Linked DNA regions of Homo sapiens: region 1 is linked to region 2. Evidence: read pairs that join two places in POLR2A ChIA-PET (ENCODE). Cell type or tissue: IMR-90. All regions are shown on one strand. Each heading gives the region's core, and the rest is flanking DNA. Links, peaks and the distances in the headings are about the cores only.

Region 1 (10,174 bases), core at 1,112-9,111, 130 kb after region 2:
TGGTTCATTTTGACTAGTTTGTATATTTCTAGGAATTTGTTTATTTCATCTGAGTTGTTAAAATTATTGGCATATAGTTGTTCATAGTATTTTAATTATTTTTATTTCCATATGGTTTGTAGTAATGTTCCCTCTTTAATTCCTGGTATTAGAAATGTGGATGTTTATTTTTCTTAATCAAAATAAGTAAAAGTTTGTCAATTTTGTTAATTTTTTTAAAAGAAACTTTTGGTTGTGTTGCTTTTAAAATATTGCTTTTCAGTTTATTAAGTTCTAAATTGTTTCTTTTCTCCTGCTTGCCTTGGGTTTAGTTTCCTTTTTTGCCAGTGTCCTAAGATAAAGGGTTAGGTTATTGATTTGAGGTCTTTCTTCTTTTTAGTGTAGGTGTTCACTGGTAGAAATTTCCCTCCCATCACTGCTTTTGCTGTATTCCATAAGTTTTGGTATGTTGTGGTTTCCAACTTCTCTTGAGACATTTTGGGGGGAGGTGGCCCATTGATTATTTAGCATGGGTTAATTTCTGCATATTTATGAATTTTCCCAACTTCTTTGTTATTTTCAGTATCATCCCCATTTGGAGATAGAACTTGCATGATTGCAATCCTTTTAAATGTACTGAGCTTATCTTAAGACTTAGCATATGGTCTGTGCTGGCGAGTATCCTGTGTGTGCTTGAGAAGAATGTATATTCTGCTGTTGTTGGGTGCAGAGTTATCTCCTTGTCAGACTTGCATAATGTTTCCATCACAATAATTAATGGAGCAGTTTGCCTGCCCCTGGATGTCTTATTGCTCCTTCACAGTCTGATGCTGAGATCTCAAGCTATGGCTGCCTGCCGGTTAACTCAAAGAATGGTTTTCATACCTTTTTTTTTTTCTTTTTTTTGAGACGGAGTCTTGCACTGTCGCCCAGGCTGGAGTGCAGTGGCTCGATCTTGGCTCACCGCAACCTCCACCTCCTGGTTCAAGCAATTCTCCTGCTTCAGCCTCCTGAGTAGCTGGGACTACAGGTGTGCACCACCATGCCCAGCTAATTTTGTGTATTTTTAGTAGAGACGGGGTTTCACCATGTTGTCCAGGCTGGTCTCAAACTCCTGACCTCGTGATCCGCCCGCCTTGGCCTCCCAAAGTGCTGGAATTACAGGCGTGAGCCACCGTGCCCGGCCCACATTTTTTTACTAGCTGGAAAAGATCAAAAGAATAATAATATTTTATGATGTGTGAGTTATAAAATTCAAATTTTAGTGTCCATAGATAGAGGGTTTTTTTGTTTTTGTCTTTGTTTAATGCCATTTCATTCATTACATATTGTGTCTCGCTACTTCCTTGCTATAAGAACAGGGTTAAGTGATTGGGAGACCAGATGACCCATAAGCCTAAAACATTTACTCTTTGGCAGTTTATGTAAAGTTTGCCAACTCCTGGTCTAATGTGTCCACTATGACTTCCTTATGTATACTCAGTCTGGCCACTGAGTATGCCTAAAAACGGAGCACACACCTACCGTTAGCTGCGGAGGCTACTGTTGCTCTTCCTCTTTGCTCAATTTCCTGAGGAGGGAGGGACAGGATCTGCCTGGGGCCTGGCAGCAGCAGGTCCCCAGGGATGCTGGCCCTGGGGGAACCAGTGGTACATGGTTAAGGAGGGAGGGGAAACAAAAGCAGTGTGCTCCACCAGGCTCCTGCCTCGGCTCTAAGGAAACAGAGGAAAGCAAACGGGAATACTCTGGTTTAGTATACTGCCCGCTTCTGGAGTGGACATTGATTTAAGGTGGGTTGGGCAGGAGGCAGGGGGAACATTAAACATAGCTTTCCTACAAGACATAATCTCATTGCCCCTTTTCTTTTAAAACTCTTAAACTATTTCTGCAAAAACGTCATCTATGTGGACTTTTCCAGAAATATGTCTTTTACTTAAATTGAAATACACCCTCATACACAACTATTCACAAGTGAAGGAGCAAGGGAAAAATCGCTTTCAAGAGCTTTCCCTGCTATGATACGGACCGCGTGGACTCGCCCTTGGTGACCTGACGTTAATTCTGACTCTGTGGAGATCTGTCAGACGTGAAATCGGCCCTGTGATGAGCTAAGGTCTTGCTGTTCCTAATCCTTTTTTCTCAGAAGCAATAATATGTATTTAATTTTAGGCTGTTCAGTAGTTAAGGGCTTCAGTTTTCTATATCTCAAGTAGATATACTGGAGAGTTTTTTATTTCTTTGAGAGCAGAGAAAATGATGGGGATGGGGTATTCTCCCGTTCTCTACGATCATCAGCACTTCTACTCATTAGGCTCGAGTATTTGGGGATGTTAGAGAACCAGGCATGCCACAGTTTCGCCTGACCTACCTCTAACTGCCAGAAATGTACTGACGTTCTTAATAATTGATAGGTGCAGACCTTTGCGTTCTTAATTAAAGAGCCACTCCGTGGCTGTAGGCCTCTGCCCACAAGATACAGAGTCACATGCTGCCCCCAGGATGCAAGCTGATGCTTTTATAGTAACTGCAGATGTAATAACAGATTCTAGGTATTTCTTCAGTAACGTATGGAGGCACTGTGTCACATAACTCTCGTTCATGTGAGTAGCGGAAGATCTCTCTTCCATTTACGCTTCAGATGTTAAGGTAGTAGAATTTGTCACGGTGATAAAACGTGCTTACAAGGCAGGGTTGTGTGAATTGATAAATTTGATCCAAAATGTATTGGTCATCCATTTCAATGATTAACAGCATCTCCATTGAAAGATGTTAGTGTAAAATTAATTAAAACCAAGATTTGAAAATAACCTGATCGCTCTAGACTGTTTTATTACAATCAAGTATGATGTTCTCTGTTGACCTTTTTAGTTTTAATTGAGTGCTTCTGAATGATACTTGTGATACAGATCATATGTTTCTTTGATGGCAGTTTCACACCACAGAAGGTTCTCAGCGCCTTGTAGCTCATTGCTGTCACCACTCCAGGCTGTTGCCTGGGTGCCCGCTGCTGGAACCCTGGGATGACCAGGCACAGCTGCAGATGCCTCGAGCTGCTCCAGCCATGAGTGTGGAAACCAACTCGGTGGTCAGGCTTCAACACAGAAATAGCAGAGAGCCCCTTTCAGTCACAAGAAACATAAGTCACCTAATGCATATCCACACGTTCTCAGCATAAAAATTTAGCATCTTGTTTGACTTACTTTCAGGGAAATTGTCCACAACCCAAATGGCCTATTACTATTTTATTGAGGTTGCAGAAGAGATCATTTTATCATCTATTGTGGTTTTTGCTATTTTTGATGTTTCCTAATGAAACTTGCACTTTTCCCCCCAAATTTTGATTTTTTTAAAACTATTTTTTTCCTTTTATGAACAGGTTGAAAGGATTGTTGACAAAAGGAAAAATAAAAAAGGGAAGACAGAGTATTTGGTTCGGTGGAAAGGCTATGACAGCGAGGACGACACTTGGGAGCCGGAACAGCACCTCGTGAACTGTGAGGAATACATCCACGACTTCAACAGACGCCACACGGAGAAGCAGAAGGAGAGCACATTGACCAGAACAAACAGGACCTCTCCCAACAATGCTAGGAAACAAATCTCCAGATCCACCAACAGCAACTTTTCTAAGACCTCTCCTAAGGCACTCGTGATTGGGAAAGACCACGAATCCAAAAACAGCCAGCTGTTTGCTGCCAGCCAGAAGTTCAGGAAGAACACAGCTCCATCTCTCTCCAGCCGGAAGAACATGGACCTAGCGAAGTCAGGTATCAAGATCCTCGTGCCTAAAAGCCCCGTTAAGAGCAGGACCGCAGTGGACGGCTTTCAGAGCGAGAGCCCTGAGAAACTGGACCCCGTCGAGCAGGGTCAGGAGGACACAGTGGCACCCGAAGTGGCAGCGGAAAAGCCGGTCGGAGCTTTATTGGGCCCCGGTGCCGAGAGGGCCAGGATGGGGAGCAGGCCCAGGATACACCCACTAGTGCCTCAGGTGCCCGGCCCTGTGACTGCAGCCATGGCCACAGGCTTAGCTGTTAACGGGAAAGGTGAGTGTCTAGGGAGCTGCTCAGGCTCCGTGGTGATCCCAGAGGGCTCGGGTCCTTCTCTAGAGATCAGGCCTTGAGCTGGGCAGAGTCCGGGGCTTCTCACGGCATCTGCTGGAGCCTTGCAGAGATTTCGCCTTCTCCTTTCTTCGCTGGAAGCCTTTGATATTTCTCTTAATTCGGCAACTAGTTTTTTCTGTGTAATTCGCCATCCACAGACTGTGCTACCACACTGACTTGCTTTAAACAGTATCTCCCTCTAACTAGGTTATTAGGTGATAAGTTTTTACAGCAAGTTTCTGAAGCTGTCTACCTTTCTTCACCTCTGAAGTGCTGAGTCTTGTCTCGTGTTAAGCGTTTTCTTCTAAGTGTGGCCAGCATTGATACAGAAGTGCAGGTTCTTATTTTGCTCATCTGTGTGAATACCCAGGAATGCCTTTCAGTGGGAGCGTTGCTAACCCAGCAGAGCCTTTGGGAGCCGGGCTCGTTTCTCTGTTGTGATCGGCAGTGCAGGTGCCATTGCTTCCCCCGTCAGAGCCCAGTCTGCCTGGCACCGGTGGTGTCCTCTGTTTTACTCTCATCCCCAGCCCCGCTCCTGGGTTCTGCAGCTGCCTTGGTTGTGCCATGACCTGTCCATCTCCCAGGACAGCACAACTGGGAGTTCACATGGGTGGCTTCCTTCTCCTCACTTGCCACACTGTGCCGGCCACAGTTTTCTCTTACGAGGCCTCATGACTTCTCACCTGCTGGAGCTTTCTAATAGGGCTTCCTGCTTCCTGCCTTCTGACAGCTCCCATCCCTTTTCAGTCATTCTTGGACGAGGGTGGTGTCCACTGGTGCCCCCACCCCATTGCCTTCAGTAGCAGGTGTGCCCTGTGTGTCTGCGACCTGGCGCTCCGCTGCCCTCTGGCTCGCTCTCTCTGTCAGCACCAGGGCCGCACGTGGTCCCTTCCTCTCCATCTGCTCAGGGGCCCCCACCACCTGGCCCTCTCCTCTCTCTCCCTTCTGAGTTGTAGTCTTAAAATTGTCTCTTTAGCCGGGCGTGGTGGCTCATGCCTGTAGTCTCAACACTTTGGGAGGCCGAGGAGGGCAGATCGCTTGAGGTCAGGAGTTCGAGACCAGCCTGGCCAACATGGTGAAACCCCGTCTCTACTAAAAATACAAAAATTAGCCAGGCGCGGTGGCGCGCACCTGTAATCCCGGCTGCTCAGGAGGGTGAGGCACAAGAATCGCTTGAACCCAGGAAGCAGAGGTTGCAGTGAGCCGAGATGGTGCCATTGCACTCCAGCCAGGGTGACAGAGTGAGACTCCGTCTCCCAAAAAAAAAAAAAAAAGAGACTCCGTCTCTTTACCTGTGTGTGTCTCCTCCAACCCAAGCTCAGTAGAATAATAGCAAACAAAATACAATGGTGTTGGTTTGTTTGGGGAGCTACTTTCCTCTAAAGCGAAGTGTTCACTAAGACATTCTAACCGTCCTGCTTTGGTGCATTCAACAGGTTTTCTCCTCGGCCCAGGCCCTTGTGTAGCAAAAAAGTGGAATATGAACTGAAATCTGGGGTCTCCCTTTGACAGGAAATTGCCATCTTGCCAATGTTTTTCAGATACACACTTGACCCAAACGGTGCCTTTTCCGGCTTCATTGGAGCTTGTGAACTTGTTTGCAGGTTTGACTTCCTATATTGTTTGACCTCATGGATACAGTTTTCTCTTACTTAGTTGTATGTGAGGGATCAGAGAAGTTCAGAGGTAGAAGGGACTCACTTAATAGCACGCTCTATTTTGCAGTTAGGGAAGTCGAGTCCAGAGAGAAGATGATGTTCATGGAGAGAACCGAAGCCAGAAGGGGAACCAGAGCGCGTGCCTTAGTGCCTCCCTGGCGTTCTTCCCAGCATTGCTTGTTGCCTCCTGGACAGATAAGCACCTCCGTCTTCATTGATGACTTGGGGGCCAGGCACGGTGCTGGACTGTAGTGCTACCAAAAAGGACTGATGAGCTATAGTCCGTGGGCTTGGCCCTGCCCTGCTCCTGGTTTTGTATGACCTGCAAGCTCAGAATGGATTTTACATTTCCTGATTTTGGAAAAAGAAAAAAATCGGGAGGAATATTTACTAACGTGAAAATATAAGAAATTAAGATTTCTGTGTTCACACATAAAGTTTTCTTGGAACACAGCTAACCATCCATTACTATGAATGAATGGAGCTATCCATTCATTTACTTCCACCACCAATCCCGGCTAATTTTTGTATTTTTAGTAGAGACAGGGTTTCACCACGTTGGCCAGGCTGGTCTCAAACTCCTGACCTCAAGTGATCCACCTGCCTTGGCCTCCCAAAATGCTGGATTACAGGCGTGAGCCACTGCATCTGACCTACTTGGCTCTTTACAGAGAGGATACCTGATCTCTGCTCTTAGGAGGCCATAGATCTGTGAGCCCCCTTTTTTGTCCACAAAAGTCGTGTGTGTGTGTGTGTGTGTGTATATGTGTATATACACACATGTGTATGTGTGTGTATATATACACACGTACGTGTGTATATATACACATATGTATGTGTGTATATGTGTATGCATGTGTATATATACGTATGTGTATATGTGTATGCATATGTGTATACTTGTGTGTATGTTTATACATATATGTATGTATGTGTATATATGTATCTATATACACATGTACATATGGGTATATATGTATCTATATGCACATATATGTACATGTGTGTATATGTATCTATATGCATATATATGTGCATGTGTGTATATGTATCTATACACATACATGTACATATGTGTATGTATATATGTGTATATATGTATACATGAGTATATATGTACATATGTGTATAGATACATATATGTACAGATGTGTATATATGTGCATGTATACATGTATGTATATATGTGCATATATGCATGTATGTATATATGTGCATATATGCATGTATGTATATATGTGCATATATGCATGTATGTATATATGTGCATATATGCATGTATGTATATATGTGCATATATGCATGTATACATGTATACGTATATATGCATGTATACATGTATACGTATATATGCATATATACATGTATACATATATACGTATATATGTATATATACATGTATACATATATACGTATATATGTATATATACATGTATACATATATGTGTATATGTGTGTGTGTATATATATACACACATTTTTTGTTTTGAGAACCCTTGATTTTCAAAACTTCGAGCCAACAAGGTTAAGAGCTCTAGTCCTTAACCCGCACGTCCAGTTTTGGTTGGAGACCACCTCCAATGCGATCTTGCTGGTTCCCTCTCGTGTGTTAGTTCTTTCAAAATGAACTGCAGCCCTCGCCAGATCCACATTGCGCTTTCACCACATGTGAAACAATTCGCAACAAGAACCTTCATTCCTTTATATTTCTTATATAAGGAAGATAATAATAGCTTCCATTTAAATGAGGATTTAGTGACTTCCTTTCTAAAAAACATCCATCCACACATGTGGCATTGGTTAAACCAAAAGGGATGTGTAAGCATAGAATCTTAAATTATTTTACCTTGTTGTGCGGAGTTGGGAGGTTGGGTTGGGAATGACAGTATTTTTCCAAGGCCCTCACCATCATTTTTCTCCAAAGCTATGATCTCTACCCCTCTCTCACTTCTGCCTGGGCGCTGGTCAGATCAGCCCTGACCCCTGTATACTGCTGAGAATATAATCACTAGTTAGAGGAAAATAGAAGCTGTTAGGGAGCATTTTTAGGACAGTGGTGAATGACATCCCCTGCGGCCTTGATCTAAATCAGGCTTGCAGATTAACGAGGAGGAAGTCTTTCTGGAAGAAAAGCAACTGCAAAGCTGGTGGAGCCCCTGACAGCAGGCCTCCTGTGGATTTGGGAGGGTCAGTTCTGTCGCTGCCCTGGTACCTGTGCAGAGAAGAGCTTTGTTATACTCTGCTAGATCGTAAGCTCCAAGAAAGCATTTTGTTTTTCCAGACTAAATCGAACTGTGCCCAGAATGGTGCCTGCCGTGTAGTCGGTGCTCTGCAAGTACTTGTGGATGGAGTGATTCCAGTAGAATGGGTGCGCATGGAAGACAAGGGTTGTTGTAAGGAGTCATTTGTGGCCTGGGTCTTTTGCTCAGAGAGGAGGGAAGGAGAGCAGGAGGGGAGAAATGCTATTGAAATAACAACATATATGGCCAGAAACACAGACATTCCAGAAAGCCCTCGTTCGCCCTCTGGCACATGCTTCCTGAATGAGGAGAAGCCGCGCTGAAGCTCTGTTAGGCTGTTGGTCCACACTCAGACACTTTTTAAGCCATTGTTTGTTTTTACTTTCTAGACTAATTTTAGAGCTACGTAAAGAAACTGATTTGTTTTTCTAAAACTAATTGAAGTAGATACTGGTGGAGTCATTGGGAAACGAACCATCATTCAAAACATTAATCATATACTGAAGGAATATTTTTGCCACCAAAAACCACAGATATTTGAATATCTGTGAACCCAAAGAATGAATGTTTCTGGAGTATTTTCACACACACTCACTTTTATAGAATAACCATATATGTGTTTGCTTTTTAATTATTTTAAGTATGACGCAAAGGCTTAAATGAATATATTATTTCACTCAGAAATGTGAGAAATTCTAAAATTTAGGTGATGCAGCTAGCTGTCTTCTTTCTCTCTATCAATGTTTAATGGTAATTTCTTGCTCTTTTAATTCCCTAATGAATTAATCCTACAAAAGAAGTAATTGCTTTTAAAAACTGGATTATCGTAACTTTGTCCTTTCATGGATTCAAACATATAATTCATCATCATTCCGTAAGTATGAAATTTCAGAAAATGCTATTAGCAAACTTAAAACAAATAGGTGTAAACCTTATCAGTGTTGTGACATAGGGTTGGCTTTTGGATTTCATATTGAAGCCAACAGACCTAGTAGGAAAATGACTGAGGAAATATTAATACCTTAGCACACCTTGCATTTCATGAGCATTTCAACCAAAGGAAACTCCTAAGAGAAAGTGTTGAGGAAAACCTGGCTGCTTCTGAGGAGCTGGAGTGTGATTTCCTCTCAGTAAGAATATGAGTAGATGATCCATCTCCCTTTCCTCTGTGATTATCAGGGAAGTATAAGAGGCACAGCTGCCCTCTAGGAAGAAGCCCCAGGGCTTTCTAGGGCCTTTTATGATTTAGTCTCAGAAATTAGAACTTAACCCCAGGGAAGATTAACAAATCAGGAGACCAGGCCAGGTGTGGTGGCTCACACTTGTAATCCCAGCGCTTTGGGAAGCTGAAGCTGGAGGATAGCTTGAGGCCAGGAGTTTGAGACCAGCCTGGGCAACATAGTAAGGACCCCATCTTCATAAAAATAACTATTTTCCTAGGTTTTGAAGGTTTTTGTTTTTTTTTTTTAAATTATCCAGGCATGAGGCCAAGGCGGGCGGATCATGAGGTCAGGAGATCAAGACCATCCTGGCTAACAGTGAAACCCTGTCTCTACTAAAAATACAAAAAAAATTAGCCAGGCGTGGTGGCAGGTGCCTGTAGTCCCAGCTACTCGGGAGGCTGAGGCAGGAGAAAGGCGTGAACCCAGGAGGCAAGAGGTTGCTGTGAGCCGAGATCACGCCACTGCACTCCAGCCTGGGCAATTGAGCAAGACTGCGTCTCCACCAAAAAAAAAATCCAGGCATGGTGACTACATGCCCCCTGTAGTCCCAGCTACTTAAGAGGCTGAGGTGGGAGGATTGCTTGAGCCCAGTAAATCAAGGCTACAGTGAGCTATGGTTGCACCACTACACTCCAGCCTATTCCACAGAGCAAGACCCTGTCTCAAAAAGAAAAAAAAACGAAAAGGCAGCAGTGCCCAGACCAGCGCCCAGAGGTAGCAGCTATTCCCTGGGGCCACAGCAGGAAACCTCCACTTGAAAAGAGAAGACATTTGAAGTCAAGTTACAGCAAACAGGCAATTAGAAGTGTGTTTGAGGGTTTGATCAAGAAAGATTTCAGTTTGAAACCCCACAAATGATTGACATGTCCTGTATAGTGGGTCCATGCTAGAGGCTTCCACATGTGTTATCTTGCTTATTCTTTTCAAGAGCAAACCCACTTACACAAGGAAAGGGTCCAGAAGCTAGAAATCAA
Region 2 (10,174 bases), core at 1,342-9,341:
CACCTAGGCTGGAGTGCAATGGCACAATCTTGGCTCACTGCAACCTCTGTCTCCCAGGTTCAAGCTATTCTTCTGCCTCAGCCTCCCAAAGTAGCTGGGATTACAGGTGCCCGCCACCATGCCCACCTAATTTTTTTTTTTTTTTGTATTTTTAGTTGAGACGGGGTTTCCCCCTGTTGGCCAGGCTGGTCTTGAACTCCTGACCTCAGGTGATCCACCTGCCTCGGCCTCCCAAAGTGCTGGGATTACAGGCGTGAGCCACCACGCCCGACCACCTTTGCCTTGTTAAACATTTCTTCCTCTTCACACCCCTAATTGTGTGATTCCCCAAATTCAGCATTTCTTCCTTCATGCTGACCTAGGATAACTAAACCTTCTTAAAGTATCAACTATCATTCTTAACAGATGACTCTGGGACCTGAATATCACTTGAGTTCCAACTTCTTAGATTACCCACTGGATACTTCTACTGTCACCTCAAATTCATTGTGTCAACTATTAATCATTACTGTTCATTTCATGTTAGTGGCATCAAAAGACTTAGCAATAACAAGAAAACTTTTATCAATTATATACTACATACTACAACGGCTGCTTTAAAAACAAATCTCACTTAATCCTCTGAACCATCTTATAGGTGAGTTTTACCACCTTCACTTTACCTATTAGGAAATTGGAAATAAGAGAGGTAAAGAAAGTATACTTGTCTCACAGCAAGTATACTGCAAAACTTGAACTCAAGTGTCATGTTAAGTGGTCTCCCAAAAATTATATCTAAAATTAAATTATTTTTATTTTCTCTGTAACAAACTTTCTTCTTGTATGCCTATTTTTGCCTATGGTACCGTAATTCTCCTTCATATGGAAACTTGAAATTGTGAAGGTTTTTCCCTCCTCCTTATTATTTCTCCTGTCAAATCCATCTGTAAGTCCTGTAATATTGCCTCGTCCTGATTTTCCTTTCTTCCTTCCTCTAGTTCACACACTTACCCATTAAGGTCTCCAATAAATCTCTGCCCTCTCTTTCTGCTTTTAGCTCCTTGCACATTCTCCTCCCCTGAATGGCCACTGAACAACCTTTCAGAAGGCAGCAGTTGCCCTGTCCTCTAGTTGACCAGAAGCCTTCAGCTGATACAATGTCTTAAGGTCCTTTCCCTGACAGTCTAAGCTTTCCACATTTCGACTCCAACCTACTTTTCCAATAGCTGATAAAATTCACTCCACTCTTTTGCTCTCTTCACACTGCTTGGAATAGGCATTTTACTTTCTGCCTTCTAAACTTTGCTCACTCAGCCTTGCCTCTCAAAATAAATATCCTCCCACCTCTTTCCCTTAAAATGTCCAACTCAAGTCTCTGAGTTGGCTCTGTGGTTTTTACTTTCCTCTAAAGTTTACCTACTGTATTTATTATTTGTGTTACTCATTCAGCAGAAGCATATGTTGCCCTGTGTAGTAATTGTAGTAATTAAAATTATCGTGTGTATGTGTGTGTGTGTGTGTGTGTGTGTGTGTGTGTGTATCTTGCCTCCTTGGTCAGATTTTAAAATTCCTAGAGGGCAAAATGAATTACAACCATCTTCTACATCTCTCAGATGTTTGAAATGAGTTTACATGTAAATCATTCTACAAACAATATAGTATTCAAAGAAAGCAAATTACTTTGATAGAGGCAACAGGGTATAATAAAAAGAACATGGGTTTTGAAATTAAGAATATATGAATTCCAATCCAATCAGCTGTGTGAATTCAGTCAAGTTCAAATTTTTTAATAATATGGGTTACTTTTGTCACCTTATAGCTTATTGTGATGTTCATAGCTTATTACAAGAGAATTTAGGCCAATCCCTGCCATCCATGTATACTGAAAAGCAAAACTATTGTGGTTATTTGATGACTGAAGGGTATCACTGTCTTTTCAAGTCTTGTGTGAGCATAAGTGATTGGTATGAGTCACCATTGTACCTATAACTGATTGACATGAATAAATATACAGAATATAAACTCCAACTATTTTTTAAAAGTTTGTTGGATATTTCTGTATTTAGAAATATAACTTTAGTGTTGAAATAGTTGTCATCTAAACCAATGATGCCCAAACACAGGTCTGCAAGAAAATGAGAAAAACATTATTATAATGAGTTTTTTGGTTAAACTAAGTAATGCAATTGTTAGGATTATTCTGTATTTTGCAATTATGACTCTCCTACTTTTTGTGTGGGTTAACATTTCTTTGCTTTATAAAACAATGGTCATGATACATGGTAGAGGACAGTAGCTGTGGTTTTTGTTATTTCTATCATGGCTTTTCTTAACAAAACCAAGTTAGCAAACTGATGTTCATTTCCACAATAGCTTTGAAAATGTCACAGATCCATATTACCTCAAATGCTTGGAAACCATAATCTAGCCCAAGCTCTTTGTTTTAGAGTTGAGAATTATTTGACTTACAGAAGTTAAATTATTTGTCCGAGATCATGTAACTTACTACTGCAGACCCAATATGAGAATTCAACTCTATTAACTCTCAATGCAGAATATGCCTCATTATTTAAGTGAAAAACTGTCTTTTCTACAAATGAAAAGAAAACTCTATTTTTCGTATAACTTTTGAAGAAAAGGCATTGTGTAAATTTTATTTGCTAAAAATAATTTTATTAAGCCAGGTGTGGTAGTTCATGCCTGTAATCCCAGCACTGTGGGAGGCCGAGGCAGGAGGATTACTTGAGCCTAGGAGTTGTAGACCAGCCTGGGCAACATAGTGAAACATCATGTCAAATAAAAATAAGTAAATAAACTTATTAAAATCCTCCCAAAAGATGGCTTTATCACTAAATGAAAGAAACTGGATGATAAACTATACATCTGTAAAAATTTTTTAAAAACAAGTTTCCTAATTTGTTAATTTCATTTTTTTCTACTTATTTTCAAACAAAATTAACTTTTATTAAAAATATCTTTGTGGCCTGGTGCAGTGGCTCACACTTGTAATCCCAGCACTTTGGGAGGCTGAGGCAGGTGGATCATTTGAGGTCAGGAGTTCGAGACCAGCCTGGCCAATATGGTGAAATCCTGTCTCTACTAAAAATACAAAAATAGCAGGATGTGGTGGCTCATGCCTGTAGTCCCAGTTAATTGGGAGGCTGAAGTAGGAGAATCACTTGAACCCAGGAGGCAGAGGTTGCAGTGAGCTAAGATTACGCCACTGCACTCCAGCGTGGGTGACAGAACAAGACTCATGTCTTGAAAATAAATAAATATATATATATATATATATCTCTTTGTGGCCAGCACGGTGGCTCACATCTGTAATCCCAGCACTTTGGGAGGCAGAGACGGGTGGATCACTTGAGGTCAGGAATTCGAGACCAGCCTGGCCAAAGTGACAAAACCCATCTCTACTAAAAATACAAAAGAAATTAGCTGAGAGTGGTGACAAACACCTGTAAACCCAGCTACTTGGGAGGCTGAGGCACGAGAATCGCTTGAACCCGTGAGGCAGAGGTTGCCGTGAGCCGAGATCATGCCACTGCACTCCAGTCTGGGCAACAGAGAGAGACTCTGTCTCAAAAAAACACTTTGTGTACCTGAAGATTCTGGAAAATATAAGAGGAAGGAATAAAAACCCTATAATTCTAGAGAAAAGTCACAATTGACACTTTAACATAGTTCCTGCTACATATTTTTCGATGTATATTTTTGTACGGTTGAAACTATACTACATATTTCCTGATTCTTCATTTTACGTATTTATTTTAATTTCTTTAAAATATGTAATATATTTACATATTTTAAAGCTTGGAAAGAATAAACAGACATAGAGTGAAGAGGCTCTTTCTGATCTTTCTACCTCAATCACCCAGTTTTCTTTTTCTTTTTTTTTTTTTTTTTGAGATGGAGTCTCGTTCTGTCTCCCAGGCTGGAGTGCAGTGGCACGATCTCGGCTCACTGCAAACTCTGCCTCCCCGGGTTCACGCCATTCTCCTGCCTCAGCCTCCCGAGTAGCTGGGACTGCAGGTGCCTGCCACCACACCTGGCTAATTTTTTTGTATTTTTAGTAGAGATGGGGTTTCACCGTGTTACCCAGGATGGTCTCGATCTCCTGACCTTGTGATCCACGCGCCTCAGCCTCCCAAAGTGCTAGGATTACAGGCGTGAGCCACCGCGCCCGGCCAATCACACAGTTTTCTTCCTAACCAAAATTAATACAGTTGTTAAAAGTTTTCATATGTGTATCTTTCCAAAGAGACTTTGTGCATTTTATTCAGATTCTTTACCTTAATATTAAAACAGATTCACTTTCCATCTTATTTAAAATCATATAAAATGTCAATTTTAAGGCCCACATAATATTTTACTATACAGATATACCATAATTTGCTTAGTCCTGATTATCTATCAGACATTAAAATTGTTTCCAACTTTTGAGTTTTAGCAACTTTGTAGATCCTAGTGCTTAAATTAAAAGAGCCCATTGATCTTCTCATTTTAGAAATTGTAGGACTTGGTGGGTGCAGTGGCTCACACCTGTAATTCCATCACTCTGGGAGGCCGAGGTGGGTGGATCACCTGAGGTCAGGAGTTCAAGACCCGCCTGGCCATGGTGAATCCTCGTCTCTACTTAAAATGCAAAAATTAGCCGGGCGTGGGGGTGTGTGCCTGTAATCCCAGCTACTCAGGAGGCTGAGGCAGGAGAATCGCTTGAACCCAGGAGGTGGAGGTTGCAGTGAGCCGAGATCACGCCATTGCACTCCAGCCTGGGCAACAAGAGAGAAACTCCATCTCAAAAAAAAAAAAAAAAAAAAAAAAAAAAAAAAAAAAAAAAAAAAAAGAAGAAGAAAGAAAAGAAAAGAAAGAAAGAAAAAAGAAAAACAAAAGAAATTATAGGACTTTTACAGTAATTTTCCTTGAAGAGATTAGTTTCATTTTACCCCTATTCTCAAAAGCAAGTCTGTTGTTTTTTTCTGCTAAGGCTAGTCCATCAACCTGGGGTTGAAACAATCCTTTATCTCCATGAACTGACCTCAGTGAGTTACAGCCACATCCTCTTATACTTTGGAAAGAACATCCCTCAGCTCAGTGTTCCATAAATATTTATAGCAGGAATGCCCCAGTCCAAAGTGGATGGCATTTTGACCTCATCATTGTTGCTGACTCCCTGTATCCTGGGAGCTTAGAGGGTCGAAGCACTGTTGTTTAAGACACCCTTTGGAGCTCCCCCTTGAAAGCAAAGAGTAGTTATGCATTCAAACATACCCAAGGAATAGCACAGCAATACAAAAAAAAAAAAAAAATGATGACCCAAGTAGAAAGTATGCCCAAGAATAAATAAATGTTGATGCTGCTTTCAGAGGACTGTGAGAGTTGATGGGCTTTGTGCTGAATGCTAAAGACACTGGTTCATCATGGATTGGTCAGAAAAGAGTTTGCCTCATTTAGAGGAATATTCGTGGAGTTGGTGATGAATAGAGAAAGGTGAGGAAGGCTTCCCGAAGCAGAGGAGAAGCCATGAATTTGTTGCCTAGAAAAAGGTCTATGTGAAATAGAGCTCTTCAGAGTGAGAAATCTGGACCTACGCTATGAGGAAATTGGCATAAAAGGACCAAGAGGAAGCCTGACAAGAAAGGAAAATACTTGGTTAAAACAATTGCAGTAGAAAGGGAGAAATCTGGGCTTAATATAGATAGAACTGTCAAAGATAAGAGTAACTGCCAGAAAACCAACAAACAAAACTAGATAAATCAGTGAGCCTTCTGGGATTTTTTTTTTTTTCTGGGATTCTCTCTCAACCAACCCAACTCCCAGCCGCATCCCAACCCCCGTAGATAAAGTCTATTGTCCTTGTCCTATTCCTTGTAGTGGAAATTTAGCATGTTCTCAATTTGATGCAAAGTGTTACGTAACTCCAGGATCCAGCCCACTCTTCTGACTATATTTCCAACTATGTTATAATATTACTCTAAGACTCTCTTTTATAGAAATGTTCAAAGTAACTGTGGCAAAATTGTTTTTGCTCCCAACTATTGTACACACTTCATAAAAACTATTTCTACAACCTGAGAGCCAGTTGAGATAAGCTCTTGGCGGCAGATAAAGACCAAGATTGAGCACTCTCCAGTTACATATGTGTTAAACAGATCTTTAAACATATCCTTTCAAAGCTGTATCTCGAGGGATAATTTAATATAGGAATATAAGGTACCATGAGAGGGTCAATCACAGAAATATTTTTGGTGAGAGTGACTTTCCCCATGATTTTTTTTTCCCCAGACTGAGTCTTGCTCTGTCACCCAGGCTGGAGTGCAATGGCACAATCTCGGCTCGCTGCAAACTCCACCTCCCGGGTTCAATCTATTCTCCTGCCTCAGCCTCCTGAGTAGCTGAGATTACAGGCGTCCGCCACCACGCCCGGCTAATTTTTCTATTTTTAATAGAGACAGGGTTTCACCATGTTGGCCAGGCTGGTCTTGAACTCTTGACCTTGTGATCTGCCTGCCTCAGCCTCCCAAAGTGCTGGGATTACAGGCATGAGCCACCACGCCCGGCCCACTTTCCCCAGAATTGTTAAAGGTGACTACTTATGTGGTAGTATTCAAATACCCAAAGACCACCTACTCTAATTAGCAAAATAAGCTGTATTTGTATTGGTCCCATTCTTTCATTATTCTCAACCTGTTTCCTCTCTGTAAGATGGAAATAATATCTGTTTTATAGAATTGTCATAAAGGTTAAATCAGATTTCCAGTAATGGCAGACTAAATAAGTGTGATTGAGCTTCCTGCTAAGGACAACTAAGAAAGCTGGGGGAAAAGCATTTTAAGAATCTGATTCAAAGCAGTAGAGAACTAATAAGATGTTTAAAAACACTGAGCTAGGGTGGGGAAGCTTGGAAGCCCATGGAGGTGAGCCCGGAGTTTCTGTATGTTTTTCCCCTGTGAGCAAGACCAGAAGGCGGAGAGAACAACATGCTGAGTTATGATTTTGAAAGCCACAAAGATCTAAGGTGACAGGGATTGGTGCTCAGTTTCCATCAAGGGATGGGAGTCCTGGTGGATGAACTCTTCTCACACTGGATTAAAACTCTGAAGGACCTTAAGGAAAAGAGTAATTCAGAAGTAAGCACCCCTAGAGACTACAGCTTAGCTTTTAATTCTTTCAAGCCATGAAATTGATTTTAGGTGACATTTTAGTGTTTGAGCACTTAGGCAGCTGGCAGGAACAAACATATCCTCTCTGGAGAAATATAACATCATCTCAGACCTCAAATATATTTCTACATTTTGTAGATCCAATATCTGGCACATAATAAAAAATAATCAGACACACAAGGAGTAAAATAACATGAACTAATATCAATAGATACAGCAGACAATAGAAACAGACCTACAGAGGCTACAGGTGTTAGAGTTTGCACACTGACTTCAAACTAATGATCTTATTCAGGTCAAAGAGATTAAAAAAAAATCCAACAAGATTAAGAATTTCAACCAAGAACAACAACAACAAAAACTCAATAACAAATCAAAAGGATATTCCAGATTAAAGGGTACCAAAAAAAAAAAAAAAAAAAAAAAAGGTTTAAGAGCAGATGAGACACAATTAAAGCAAGAATTTGTAAACCAAAAGATAGATCAGGAGAAAGTACCCAGAATGTAGTAGAAAAACAAAATAATAGAAAAATCAGAAATGATAATACAACGCATAGGACTGTAGTGAAAAGCTGTAACATACGTTCATTGGAAACTCAGAAGGGAAGAAGAGACTGAGGTAGCAGCAATAATAAGAGATAATGGCTGACAAAATTTTGCAAGCTGGTAAAATAATTCAAAGACTCTATAAATCCTAGGAAACCCAACCAGGATAAATACACAAACGAATACCTAAACACATCATAGTAAAACTGCTGAAAACCCAAGACAAAGAGAAAATGGTAAAAATAGCAAGAGAAGAAAGATAGATTACCTTCAAAGGAGCAAAAATATAGCAGATTTCTCAATGGAAACAATTGAAAGTAGGAGACTATAAAATATACTAAAAGCACTGAGCAAAAGTAAGAAAATTGCCACTGAAATTCTATACCAGCTGATATAGCCTTCCATAAAAAGGTAAAATAAATAACTTTTTAGACAAACTAAAGCAAATATTAGATGTTTTTATAGCAGAAGGAAAATATCCAGCCTTGGAGATACAGTAAAAACAAAACAAAACAAAAAAACCAAAGGACAAAATAATGAGTTAAATATGTAGGTGACTCTAAATAAATATTGATTGCATAAGCCAATAATTATAATAATTTTTAGCAATTAAAATGAAGAATTAAAACACAAAGCAACAATAAGGATGGAATATAGAATTAGTGGTGTTGGAACATGGGTCAGTAGGACATGGAATAAATGGTGTAAAGTGTTCTAAGTTTCTTGTCCAGGAAAAAAATAAAAGTATTGGTATTACATTTAGTTAAGAAAAAGACACACTTAATATTTAGGGTTATTACTGTATATATTTTAAAGGAATATATGGCTTTCCAGGTAATAAGGAGAAAAATAATAGAATAATTTTTTTGTAGGGCCAGGCGCGGTGGCTTACATCTGTAGTCCCAGCACTTTGGGAGGCCAACATGGGCGGATCACTTGAGATCAGGAACTCAAGACCAGCCCTGTCAACATAGTGAAACCTCATCTCTACTAAAAATACAAAAATTAGCTGGGCATGGTGGCGTGTGCCTATAGTTCCAGCTACTCAGGAGGCTGAAGCAGGAGAATCACTTGAACCCGGGAGGCAGAGGTTGCAGTGAGCCGAGATCATGCCACTGCACTCTAGCCTGGGCAACAGAGTGAGACTCCATCCCCCAACCCCAAAAAAGAAAAATTTGTTGTAAAGTTCTCAATCAGTCTGGAACAAATCAATGAAGGAAAGAAAAAGAAACAGAACAAGTAGGAAAAATAGAACATATTGAATAATACCTAGAATTATACGTAGAATCAAAATTACACATACCAGTAATTACTTTAAATGTAAATGGACTAAATATCCCAATTAAAAGACAAAGATTATCAAACTGGATTAAAAAATAAAAGTGTTAATTGTAAGAGACATGTAAAACTTAAGAATCCAGAAAGTTTAAAAAACACATTTGGAGAAAGATTTAGCTATCATACAAACACAAAAGAAATTTGGTTGTAGGTTTTTTTTCATTTTTTGTTTTTTGTTTTTGAGATGGAGTCTTGCTCTGTTGCCCAGGCTGGAGTGCAATGGCATGATCTCGGCTCACTGCAGCCTCTGCCTTCCAGGTTCAAAAGATTCTCCTGCCTCAGCCTCCTGAGTAGCTGGGATTACAGGCGCACACCCCCACGCCTGGCTAATTTTTGCATTTTTAGTAGAGGTGGGGTGTCACCATGGTGGTCAGGCTGGTCTCAAGCTCCTGACCTCATGATCTGTCCACCTCAGCCTCCCAAAGTGCTGGGATTACAGGCGTGAGCCACTGCACCCAGTCAGTTGTAGGTATCTTAATATCAAAGTAGACAATGTAAAAAGCATTATTGGTGTCTTTATAATGACAAAATGCTTCCTTCACCAGATAGATTATAACAATTTTAAACTTGTATGTACCTAGAAACATAGTTTAAAAATATGCAAAGCAAAAACTACACAGAAAGGCTTAGACAAATTCATAGTCATGTTGGGATATTTTAATGCACCTGTCCCAGTAACTAATAGAATATTTGAACAACATAAACAGTAAAATACAGCAAAATTAAACACACACACATATATATAATAGAGAGAAAACACTGCATAACAACTAAAAAATACATAGTCTTTTGAAGTACCACATAAAATATGTATAAAACTTAAGCAATTTTGTGACATAAGTGTTAACAAATTTTAAAGGATTGAAATTCTACAGATTATATTCTTTCACTACAATGTTATTAAGCCAGAAATTGGCTGGGTGTGGTGGCTCACGCCTGTAATCCCAGCACTTTGGGAGGTCAAGGTGGGTGGATTAACTGAGGTCAGGGGTTTGAAACCAGCCTGGCCAATGTGACGAAACCCATCTCTACTAAAGTACAGAAAATCAGCCAGGCATGGTGGTGGGCACTTGTAATCCCAGCTACTTAGGGAGGCTGAGGCATGAGAATCACTTGAACCCGGGAGGCAGAGGTTGCAGTAAGCT

The links. Peaks named below come from ENCODE experiments on the same cell type or tissue, not always from the same donor. Only the 100,000 strongest peaks of a DNase experiment are listed, where the experiment ranks them.
Region 1: POLR2A ChIA-PET joins it to region 2 with 17 read pairs; 4 of 35 experiments call an interaction of 5 or more read pairs at or near these places.

What each region holds. Positions count from the first base shown.
Region 1 is chr6:4,888,358-4,898,531 of GRCh38, forward strand. CDYL (chromodomain Y like) reads left to right here. Exons shown (of 7, transcript NM_004824.4): 2 at 3,356-4,022. It overlaps LOC105374897 (a long non-coding RNA gene), which reads left to right and starts at 4,029. Exons shown (of 2, transcript XR_926412.3): 1 at 4,029-10,174. In IMR-90, for the core only: no CTCF peak of the experiment used is centred there; no DNase peak of the experiment used is centred there.
Region 2 is chr6:4,755,098-4,765,271 of GRCh38, forward strand. It overlaps a transcript of CDYL not described here. Among named protein-coding and RNA genes, the nearest start is that of CDYL-AS1, 15 kb to the right of the region's middle. In IMR-90, for the core only: no CTCF peak of the experiment used is centred there; a DNase peak (open chromatin) is centred at 1,374.